Regions from separate parts of the Homo sapiens genome. Here all the other regions are linked to region 1. The links are chromatin contacts, found by Hi-C or POLR2A ChIA-PET in ENCODE. All regions are on one chromosome and are shown on one strand. The core of a region is the stretch at or near the end of the contact, and the rest is flanking DNA. Distances in the headings are between cores, read along the strand shown.

Region 1 (2,979 bases), core at 216-2,715:
ATGCCTGTAATCCCAGCTCTTTGGGAGGCCGAGGCAGGTAGATCACAAGGTCAGGAGATCGAGACCATCCTGGCTAACATGGTGAAACCCCAACTCTACTAAAAATACAAAAAAATTAGTCGGGCGTGGTGGTGGGCGCCTGTAGTCCCAGGTACTCAGGAGGCTGAGGCAGGAGAATGGCGTGAACCTGGGAGGCGGAGCTTGCAGTGAGCCAAGATCATGGCACTGCACTCCAGTCTGGGCAACAGAGCGAGACTCCATCTCAAAAAAAAAAAAAAAAAAAATTACTGCATGAGGCCAGCCATGGTGGCTCACACCTGTAATCCTAGCACTATGGAAGGCAGAGGCCTGGAGGATTGCTTGAGGCCAAGAGTTCAAGACCAACCTGGCCAACATAGTGAGACCCCATCTCTTTCTACAAAAAAATCATTAAATATAAAATTTATTTTAAAAATTACTGCACATTATGTTTGTTAACCAGCTTTTTTTTAAGATTTTCTTTTTTTGTAGAGATGGGGGGTCTCACTATGTTTCCTAGACTGGTCATGAACTCCTGGCCTCAAGTAATCCTCCCACCTCAGTAAGATCTTTGAATAAGTAAGGATTTACAATCTGAAATTCTCCCAGGACTCTGAGAGTATAGATGTTGCTGGTGTAAGGTTCAATGAATTCATCATTCCCTATTCATCTGCTTTGCAAACCTAATATATCACGGACATTTTCCAAGTCAATGCAAAGAACAGTGAGTCTCAGAATGTTGTCTCAAAACCAATAGCATTAGCATGGCCCAGGACCTTGTTAGAAATGCAAATTCTCAAGCCCCATCCCAGATCTACTTAAAAATTAAGAGATCTGAATTTGAACCAGCCCTCTGAGTCTGGGCTTGGCAAACACTGAGCCTGAGGGTCAAACCCTGCGTGCTATTTCCCTTTTACAAATAAGCTAAAGGGAATCTAGGCCAGATGTAGTGGCTCATGCCTGTAACCCCAACACTTTGCAGGGCCGAGGCAGAATTGCTTGGGGCCAAGAATTTGAGACCAGCCTGGGCAACTTAGCAAGAACTTATCTCTACAAAAAATGAAAAAAAAATTAGCTAGGATGTGGTGGCATATGCCTGATTCCAGCTACTTGGCAGGCTGAGACAAGATGACCTTTGAGCCTAGGAGTTTGAGACTGCAGTGAGCCACAATCGTGTCATTGCTCTCCAGCCTGGGCAACAGAGTGAGACCCTGTCTCTAACAAAACTGGAGTCAGCATGCGCATTCATTTCCATAGCATCTGTTGTCTGCAGTTGCTTTCATGCTATCTGGACAGATTTGAATAGTTACCACAGAGACTGTCTGGCCTGCAAAGCCTCTACACAAAGATTTGCCCAACACCACTGCTGTAGGTGATTTTGGGTCATGCTAAATAAAGTTTGAGAATGACTGGTATAGACAGCTACTTCCTCCTTCTTAGAGGTCAAATGGGGTTCCATTCTATGTATGTTCCAAAGCAGAACTAAGCTGTACCCATTGTTGGCCACTGTAACCGCCTAGCTGGTTCTTTCTGCCTGCTGCCCAGATACAGCCAATTTATCAAGATAGGAAAGCGGCAATAGAGAAAGAGTTTAATTTATGCCGAGCCACTGGCTGAGCAGGAGACCAGAGTTTTATTATTACTCAAATCAGAGGTGGGCATGGCAGCTCACGCCTATAATCCCAGCACTTTGGGAGGCCGAGGCGGGTGGATCACCTGAGGTTAGGAGTTCAAGACCAGCCTGGCCAACATGATGAAACCCCGTCTCTACTACAAATAGAAAAACTAGCTGAGTATGGTGGTTGGTGCCTGTAATCCCAGCTACTTAGGAGGCTGAGGGAGGAGAATCACTTGAACCCAGGGGGTGGAGGTTGCAGTGAGCTGAGATCATGCCAATGTACTCCAGCCTGGGTGACAGAGTGAGACTCCATCTCATAAAAAAACAAAATGAAAACAACAAATTAGCCTCCCCTAACATTTGGAGGCCAGGGTTTTTCAAGGATAGTTTGTCAGGCCTGGGAATGGGTGCTGCTGATTGGTCAAGGATGTAATCATTCATAGGGGCCTGGAAAATAGTCTGCTTCTGGGTGGAGCCACAGGACTGGTTGGCAGGTCTGGGTGGCATCACCAGAAATGCAAAAACCCTTAGTCTCAAAAGGCCAATCAGGTTCTACAGTAGTGATGTAATCTGCAGGAGTAATTGGGGAAGCTGCAAATATTTTGACCTCTGGAATAATGACTGGTAATCATTTATGTCTGCACCTTAGCAGAATTCATGCTCCTCTCATCCTCCTATCCTGGTGGTACTTCATTAGCTTTACAAAGGTGGTTTAGTTTTGGGGATGGACTATTACCATTTAAACTATAAACTGTCTCCCAAAGTTAGCTTGGCCTAAGCCCAGGAATGACCAAAGGCAGTTTGGAAGTTAAAGGCAAGGTAGCGGTTGTTTAGATCAGATCTCTTTCACTGTCCTAATTTTCTCACTTATAGTTTTTGCAAAGGCAGTTCATCATTGGACTGTCTCCAGTTTCCAAAATTAGGCACAGCCTCATAAACCCACCTCTGTGCACTCATCCAGTGATCTCCTATAGATGAAATTCTGGGTTGTGTTAAATGGTGGGTACAATTTTCGAGCATTTGATACACATTTGCAAACCTAATCAACAATAAGTATTCTCAGTTCTTTGCCAATCTGTATGGTGAAACAAGGTTTCTCACTGTTGTCATTTGTATTTTTTTGATGACTGTTGATGACATCTTTCCATGTATTTAGAATTTATTTGTACTTCTTTTGCAATTTTATGTCCTTTGTCCATTTTCCTAATGAGCGTCAAGAACTATGAAGTTAGTTTGCCATAGTTTCATGGCTGCTCATAGAAGACCCAAGACTCCCAAGTCAGAGACAAAGGGCAGTTTATTACTCCCAGCAATAGTAGTAGCAAGAGTATTAGTACGTGTGC
Region 2 (2,900 bases), core at 125-2,624, 340 kb before region 1:
AGCCTGGCCAACAAGGTGAAACCCCGTCGCTACTAAAACTACAAAAATTTGCTGGGTGTGGTGGCGCACGCCTGTTATTCCAGCTACTCGGGAGCATGGGACAGGAGAATCGCTTGAACCTGGGAGGCAGAGGTTGCAGTGAGCCAAGATCGCGCCACTGCACTCCAGCCTGGGTGACAGGGTGCGATTCTGTCTCGGGGAAAAAAAAAAAAAGATGCCACTATCTAAGGACTTGGAAACTGGGAGATTTCAACCCTCTCCAAAGATGCACTTTTGCATATAACCTAGAGGAGGTAGGGACAGCAGGGGCGCGGAGCCCAGCAGATCCACCCTAGGTCAGGGCACCTCTTGGGCTGTCTCCTCCTAGGGCTCTGCTGTCCATCCGCCCCTCGGTATGGCTTTGGCTTTCTCTGGTACTGTCTTTGTCACCCGCCACTGATGCCCGAGGGCTCCCTCGTGCCCCCTCATCTCTCAGTCTGAGACGTCATTGCTCCCTCTCAGTTGCACTCCCCACTTCTGGGGTTCCCTCCTGGGGCTGCGCAGGCCCTCTCTGAGTCAGAGCTGCCCTCCCTCCTTCCTCTCTGGGCTCTTCCTGCTTCCCATGCTTCCCATCGCCCTCTCATTTCCCCTCTCATCTCTCAGTCCTTGTCTCTCCCCCTTCTAGGCCCCATCTCTGTCTGTCGCTCTTCGCCTCTCTCACTCTCCCTATCTTTCTCTTCCCATCCCTCCCTGTTTCCCCACCTCCCTCTCTCCCCCATCTGTCTTTGTCTCTTTGTCTCTGTCTCTCCATCTCTGTCTCTGTGTCTCCTTGTCTCCCTAGCTCTCTCCTTGTCTCTCTATCTCTGTCTCCTCATCTCTGCCATTGTCTCTCTGTCTCTCCATCTCTATCTCCCCATCTCTGCCTTTGTCTCTCTGTCTCTCTATCTCTGTCTCCCTATCTCTGCCTTTGTCTCTGTCTCTGTCTCTCCATCTCTGTCTCTCTCCCCATCTTTGCCTTTGTCTGTCTGTCTCTGTCTCTCTATCTCTGTCTCTCTTTTTCTGTCTCTCTACGTCTGTCTCTGTGTCTCCTTGTCTCCCTCTCTCTGTCTCTGTCTATCTCTGTCCCCCCATCTCTGTCTCTTCAGTTGTCTCCCCGTCCATTCTCTCCCCTATCCCCTCTCAGGGCTGCCTCCTTAGCAGGAGTTCCCCAGCCACTGGTCAGCGGCAGGACATGCGCTGCCACTGAGGCGCCAGACCACGAGGTGACGGAGAACTGGGCCTTTGGGCGGCGGACTGAAGGGGAGTCTGCCCGGCAGCCAGTGACGTCATGCAAGGCTGCGCACTCTGATTGGCTGTCCCTTCTGCGCGGGAGCGAATGCTCCCGTTGGTTGGTGGAGTTCAGGTGCTCCCTGGGGAGTCAGTGCGATGCCCCATCAGATTGTTATGGTTCCTCCGTCAGTCTGACATCTCTCCTGTCACCCTGACCCTTCTTATGTCAAGCTAACCCATTTTTGTCCCTTCTTCTTCCACATGGTGCTGAAGTGTCTTTTGTCAGCTTGCAAATCTGACGAGGCGTCTGTCACTCTGCACCCTCCTCTGTCGGGGACACCCCTCCCCCTCACTCTAACCAGTTCCCTGCCACTCTAAGCCCTCTCCCGTCACCCTGACCCCTTGCCTGTAACCCTGACCCCTCCCCGTCACACTGACACCCCCCCATCACCCTCACCCCTTACCTGTAATGCTTGTAACCCTGACCCCTCCCCATCACCCTGACCCCTCCCCACACCCTGACCCCTCCCCATCACCCTGACCCCTCCCCATCATCTTGACCCCTCCCCATCACCCTGACCCCTCCCCATCACCCTGACCCCTCCCCATCACCCTGACCCCTCCCCACACCCTGACCCCTCCCCACACCCTGACCCCTCCCCATCACCCTGACCCCTCCCCATCATCTTGACCCCTCCCCACACCCTGACCCCTCCCCACACCCTGACCCCTCCCCATCACCCTGACCCCTCCCCACACCCTGACCCCTCCCCATCATCCTGACCCCTCCCCACACCCTGACCCCTCCCCATCATCTTGACCCCTCCCCATCACCCTGACCCCTCCCCATCACCCTGACCTTTCCCCATCACCCTGACCCCTCCGTTTTCCCTTTGACTCCTCCACTGTCTCTCTTTTACCTCTTCTCTCACCCTGACCCCCACCCTGTCACCCTCACCCTTCCCCATCACTCTGACTCCTACTCTGTCACCTGACCCCTTCTCTGTCACATTGACCTCTCCACTGTCCCCCTGACCCTTCCCTGTCATCCTGACCTCTCCCCCATCACCCTGGTCCCTTCCCTGTCACTCTGACCCTTCCACTGTCACATCAACCCCTCCACTGTCACTCGGATCCCTGCCTCATCACCTTCACCCTCACCTGTCACCTGACCCTCGCCTCTCCCTCTGGCCCCCACCACCTGCCCCCGTGCCCCATGCAGGTGTTTCCCTTGCCTTCCTCCCCTCCTCCCAGCTGTCCTCTCCTGCCTGGACTCTGTTCTTGCTGTCCTCTCCAGCCCTGCCCCTCAGCAGTCCCCGTGTGCTTCCTGACTGGTCACACCCCCTTCTCCTGGCTCTTCGTACCCCTCCCATTTTATCTCAGGGTTTTTGAGCCACTCTGACCTCTTTTCTCCGATGCATCTTGAATCTCCTCCTTACTCGCTGGCTGGTCTAGGATAAGGACCTTTTCTCTCTGATCCACGGCCTCTTTCATTATCATCCAAATGGGTATAATCCACCCTAACTCACAGGTGTGAGGATCCAGTGAGGACACATACGAAAAATAGCAGGTAAAATGGCTCACACAAGAGTGTCTCCTTCCACTTGCCACTTCTCTACTGCCTTTATCTTTTGCAAGGTTCTGCTCTCTGA
Region 3 (2,986 bases), core at 210-2,709, 440 kb after region 1:
TTTTTATTTTTATTTTTTATTTTTTGAGATGGAGTCTGGCTCTGTCACCCAGGCTAGAGTGCAGTGGCACGATCTCAGCTCACTGCAACCTCCACCTCTTGGGTTCAAGCAATTCTCCTGTCCCAGCCTCCTGAGTAGTTGGGACTACAGGCGTATGCCACCATGCCCGGCTAATTTTTATATTTTTAGTAGAGACGAGGTTTTGCCATGTTGGCCAGGCTGGTCTTGAACTCCTGACATCAGGTGATCCGCCTGCCTCGACCTCCCAAAGTGCTGGGATTATAGGCGTGAGCCACCCCTGGCCCTCGTCACTATTTTTGCTGACCCAAGCTCTTTCGGTCCCTGAACTCTCCAGCTCTTTGATCATTTCCCTTTGCCACGGCCTCCCGCCCCTGCGTCACATGCCTTGTTACTCACATTCACCCCCCAGCCCCTCCCGGCCATAACCGCATCCCTCTTTGATTTACTGCGGGAGTTTCCCATCTTCCTTCTTGTTAATGCCCTCCAACCCCCACCCAACCCTTGCTGCAGAGAATCTGCCTCCCTCTGGTTTTCCTCCTCACGGAGCCCCTGGCTCCCTCTCCCCCACCCCAAGGAAAGTCCCTGCTATTGTTTCTCCACCCCCACCCACTCCAAGGTGCCGCCCCACTCCCTGCCCTGAGCACTGAGGTGGTTCTTAAAGCAGGGATGGGTGAAGCCTGGGCGCTTCCCTCTGCCGGGTGGTCACTCATAGAACCCCTGAGTGCCCCTGCGGCCACAGCAGCTGGCATTTCCAAAGGAGCAGCTTCCAGTACTACCCCAGGTTCCGGCCACAGAACTTAACCTGGATTCACTCACTTGATCCTAAAACACTGTGACGTCTGTAGACGTCATTTGACAGCTGTAGACGAGAGCCACAGAGGGGAGGGCGGGCTCAGAGCCCACGTCCTGACCCCGGGACCACGGCTGCCAGCCCCACTGCTACACCCATGTAACGGAGGGGGAGACTGAGGCTCTGGGTGGCAAGTGGAGAGGGAAGTGGAACCATGGGGGGCCCTGCAGGACATGGCGACACCTGACGGAGAGGGACTTGGAGGGGAAAGTTGGCCTGGCCCAGGGACCTGTAGCCCCTCTGTCCCCGTGGGAATCAAGGAGGCAGAGAGAGTGCAGGGGAGGATAGAAACAAGTGGCCTGGTGATCAGGGACGGGGGCAAACCGAAGGGGATTCCCCGTTGTTGGCACGGTTACCTGAGCATCTATTTCTGGCCTCCAAACCACCCCAGAACTATCTGGGGCAAAAGGAAGTGAATAGACTGATTAACTTCCTCCAACCCCCTTTCTCCAACCTCAACTAGACTCTGAGCATTGGACCAGAGCAGCTCCAGGAAACCAGTTTCATTTCCCTCGGCCAGTTTCCCAAAAGGAGGGGTGGGCGGGGCTCTGCCAGTTTAAGGGGAGAGAAAGGGCCACAGCAGAGACAGTGGAGGGCAGTGGAGAGGACCGCGCTGTCCTGCTGTCACCAAGAGCTGGAGGTAGTGACACGGCCAGTGGTGGGGGGACAGAGAGACAGGACCCACAGAAATAGGGACTGAGAAGCAGTCAGGAGCTGGGGAGATGAGGAAGAGGGAAAAGAGGCCGGGCGCGGGGGCTCATGCCTGGAATCCCAGCACTTTGGGAGGCCGAGGTGGGTGGATCACCTAAGGTCAGGAGTTCGAGACCAGCCTGGCCAACATGGCGAAACCCCGTCTCTACTAAAAATACAAAAATTAGCCAGGTTTGGTTATGGGTGTCTGTAATCCCAGTTACTTGGGAGGCTGAAGTGGGAGGATTCTTGAACCTGGGAGGCGGAGGTTGCAGTGAGCCAAGATCTTACCACTGCACTCCAGCCTGGATGGCAGAGAAAGACTGTTAAAAAAAAAAGAAAGAAAGGAAAGAAAGAGGGAAAAGAAGAGAAAGAGACAGGAACCCGAGAGAGCTGTGGCAGAGGTGGAGACCGGTGAGGAGGGAGGCAGGGACGGTCCAGGGGACTCTGAAGGAATGGGGTTAGGGGACACAGGTCCAGAGAGCAGGACAGTGACTGGGGGAGGGCCGGCTCTAGCAGCTGGGCAGCCCATGGGAGACAGAGTCAGGCTACAGTGGTCACAGGCCTCAGTCACAACAGCCCTCCCTTCTCCTCCACCCCAGACACCATCTCCCACCGAGAGTCATGGCCCCATTGGGTGAGTAAGCAGGGGAGGGGCTCTGGAACAAGTGAGTAGAACCCCTCTCCCCCGACCTGCCACAACCCCGTTGACCCTGTCCTCCTCCTCCCAGCCCTGCACCTCCTCGTCCTCGTCCCCATCCTCCTCAGCCTGGTGGCCTCCCAGGACTGGAAGGCTGAACGCAGCCAAGACCCCTTCGAGAAATGCATGCAGGATCCTGACTATGAGCAGCTGCTCAAGGTGGTGACCTGGGGGCTCAATCGGACCCTGAAGCCCCAGAGGGTGATTGTGGTTGGCGCTGGTGTGGCCGGGCTGGTGGCCGCCAAGGTGCTCAGCGATGCTGGACACAAGGTGGGAAGCACTGCTTGCAGTCTACCTGGAGTCCCTCCTGCTGCAGGCTGGAGTCCCTGGGCACAGGGACACGGCCGCGTTCCTCCTTGAGGGGGTGGAGGTGGGGATGTGGGGGGAGAGGCTATCTTTCCCTGTAGTCTGGGGGTGAGGCCCAAGCCCCCTGCTGTCACATGTCTCCACTGAGAGGCCCCAGACTTTCCTGTCCCACGTTTTTCATCCCAGAGGGAAGTCTCACTGGCTCAAAGCTCCTCTGTCCTGGGGTGGGGCGCCTGTTGGTGGAGAGGGAAACTCTACCAAGGGGATGTGTGCCCTGAGGTCTAACCACTGACCTACTCACTGCAATCCGAGAATGAGAATGGGCCAGCCCAGGGGCTTCTACGCATATGGGTCATCTCCGAACTCCCCGAGCTGGGAAGTCCCTTTGCAGTCTAGCTGGCAGCCTTCCTCCTGCAGTC

What was found. A loop is a pair of places that touch in the nucleus more often than their neighbours do. ChIA-PET counts read pairs that join two places held with the same protein, here RNA polymerase II (POLR2A). Pooled maps may share reads with other maps.
Region 2: a loop to region 1 is called in a pooled map, with 3 times the contacts of the local background. The contact joins two enhancer-like sites. A Hi-C loop is called at or near these places in 1 of 37 single-sample maps with no recorded cell type and 7 of 50 pooled maps. POLR2A ChIA-PET finds 5 or more read pairs at or near these places in 3 of 52 experiments (A549, B cell and activated T-cell).
Region 3: a loop to region 1 is called in a map with no recorded cell type, with 5 times the contacts of the local background. The contact joins the promoter of IL4I1 here to the enhancer-like site in region 1. A Hi-C loop is called at or near these places in 4 of 37 single-sample maps with no recorded cell type and 4 of 50 pooled maps. POLR2A ChIA-PET finds 5 or more read pairs at or near these places in 2 of 52 experiments (GM12878 and activated B cell).

Annotation. Positions count from the first base shown.
Region 1 is chr19:50,339,702-50,342,680 of GRCh38, reverse strand. The region is part of intron 2 of LOC105372437 (a long non-coding RNA gene); the gene reads right to left. It also overlaps the pseudogene NAPSB. Among named protein-coding and RNA genes, the nearest start is that of KCNC3, 12 kb to the right of the region's middle. RefSeq lists an enhancer at 1-112. Within about 2 kb of position 1,465, at least 3 of the 41 ENCODE cell types and tissues checked have a DNase peak (open chromatin) inside an H3K27ac peak, as active enhancers do; they include B cell, where a contact is called at or near this core.
Region 2 is chr19:50,677,970-50,680,869 of GRCh38, reverse strand. The region is part of intron 21 of SHANK1 (SH3 and multiple ankyrin repeat domains 1); the gene reads left to right. Among named protein-coding and RNA genes, the nearest start is that of C19orf81, 30 kb to the right of the region's middle. Within about 2 kb of position 1,374, at least 4 of the 41 ENCODE cell types and tissues checked have a DNase peak (open chromatin) inside an H3K27ac peak, as active enhancers do; they include B cell, where a contact is called at or near this core.
Region 3 is chr19:49,895,360-49,898,345 of GRCh38, reverse strand. IL4I1 (interleukin 4 induced 1) reads left to right here and starts at 1,459. Exons shown (of 8, transcript NM_152899.2): 1 at 1,459-1,511; 2 at 2,164-2,198; 3 at 2,293-2,531. The coding sequence starts at 2,186. RefSeq lists enhancers at 350-529, 2,924-2,973.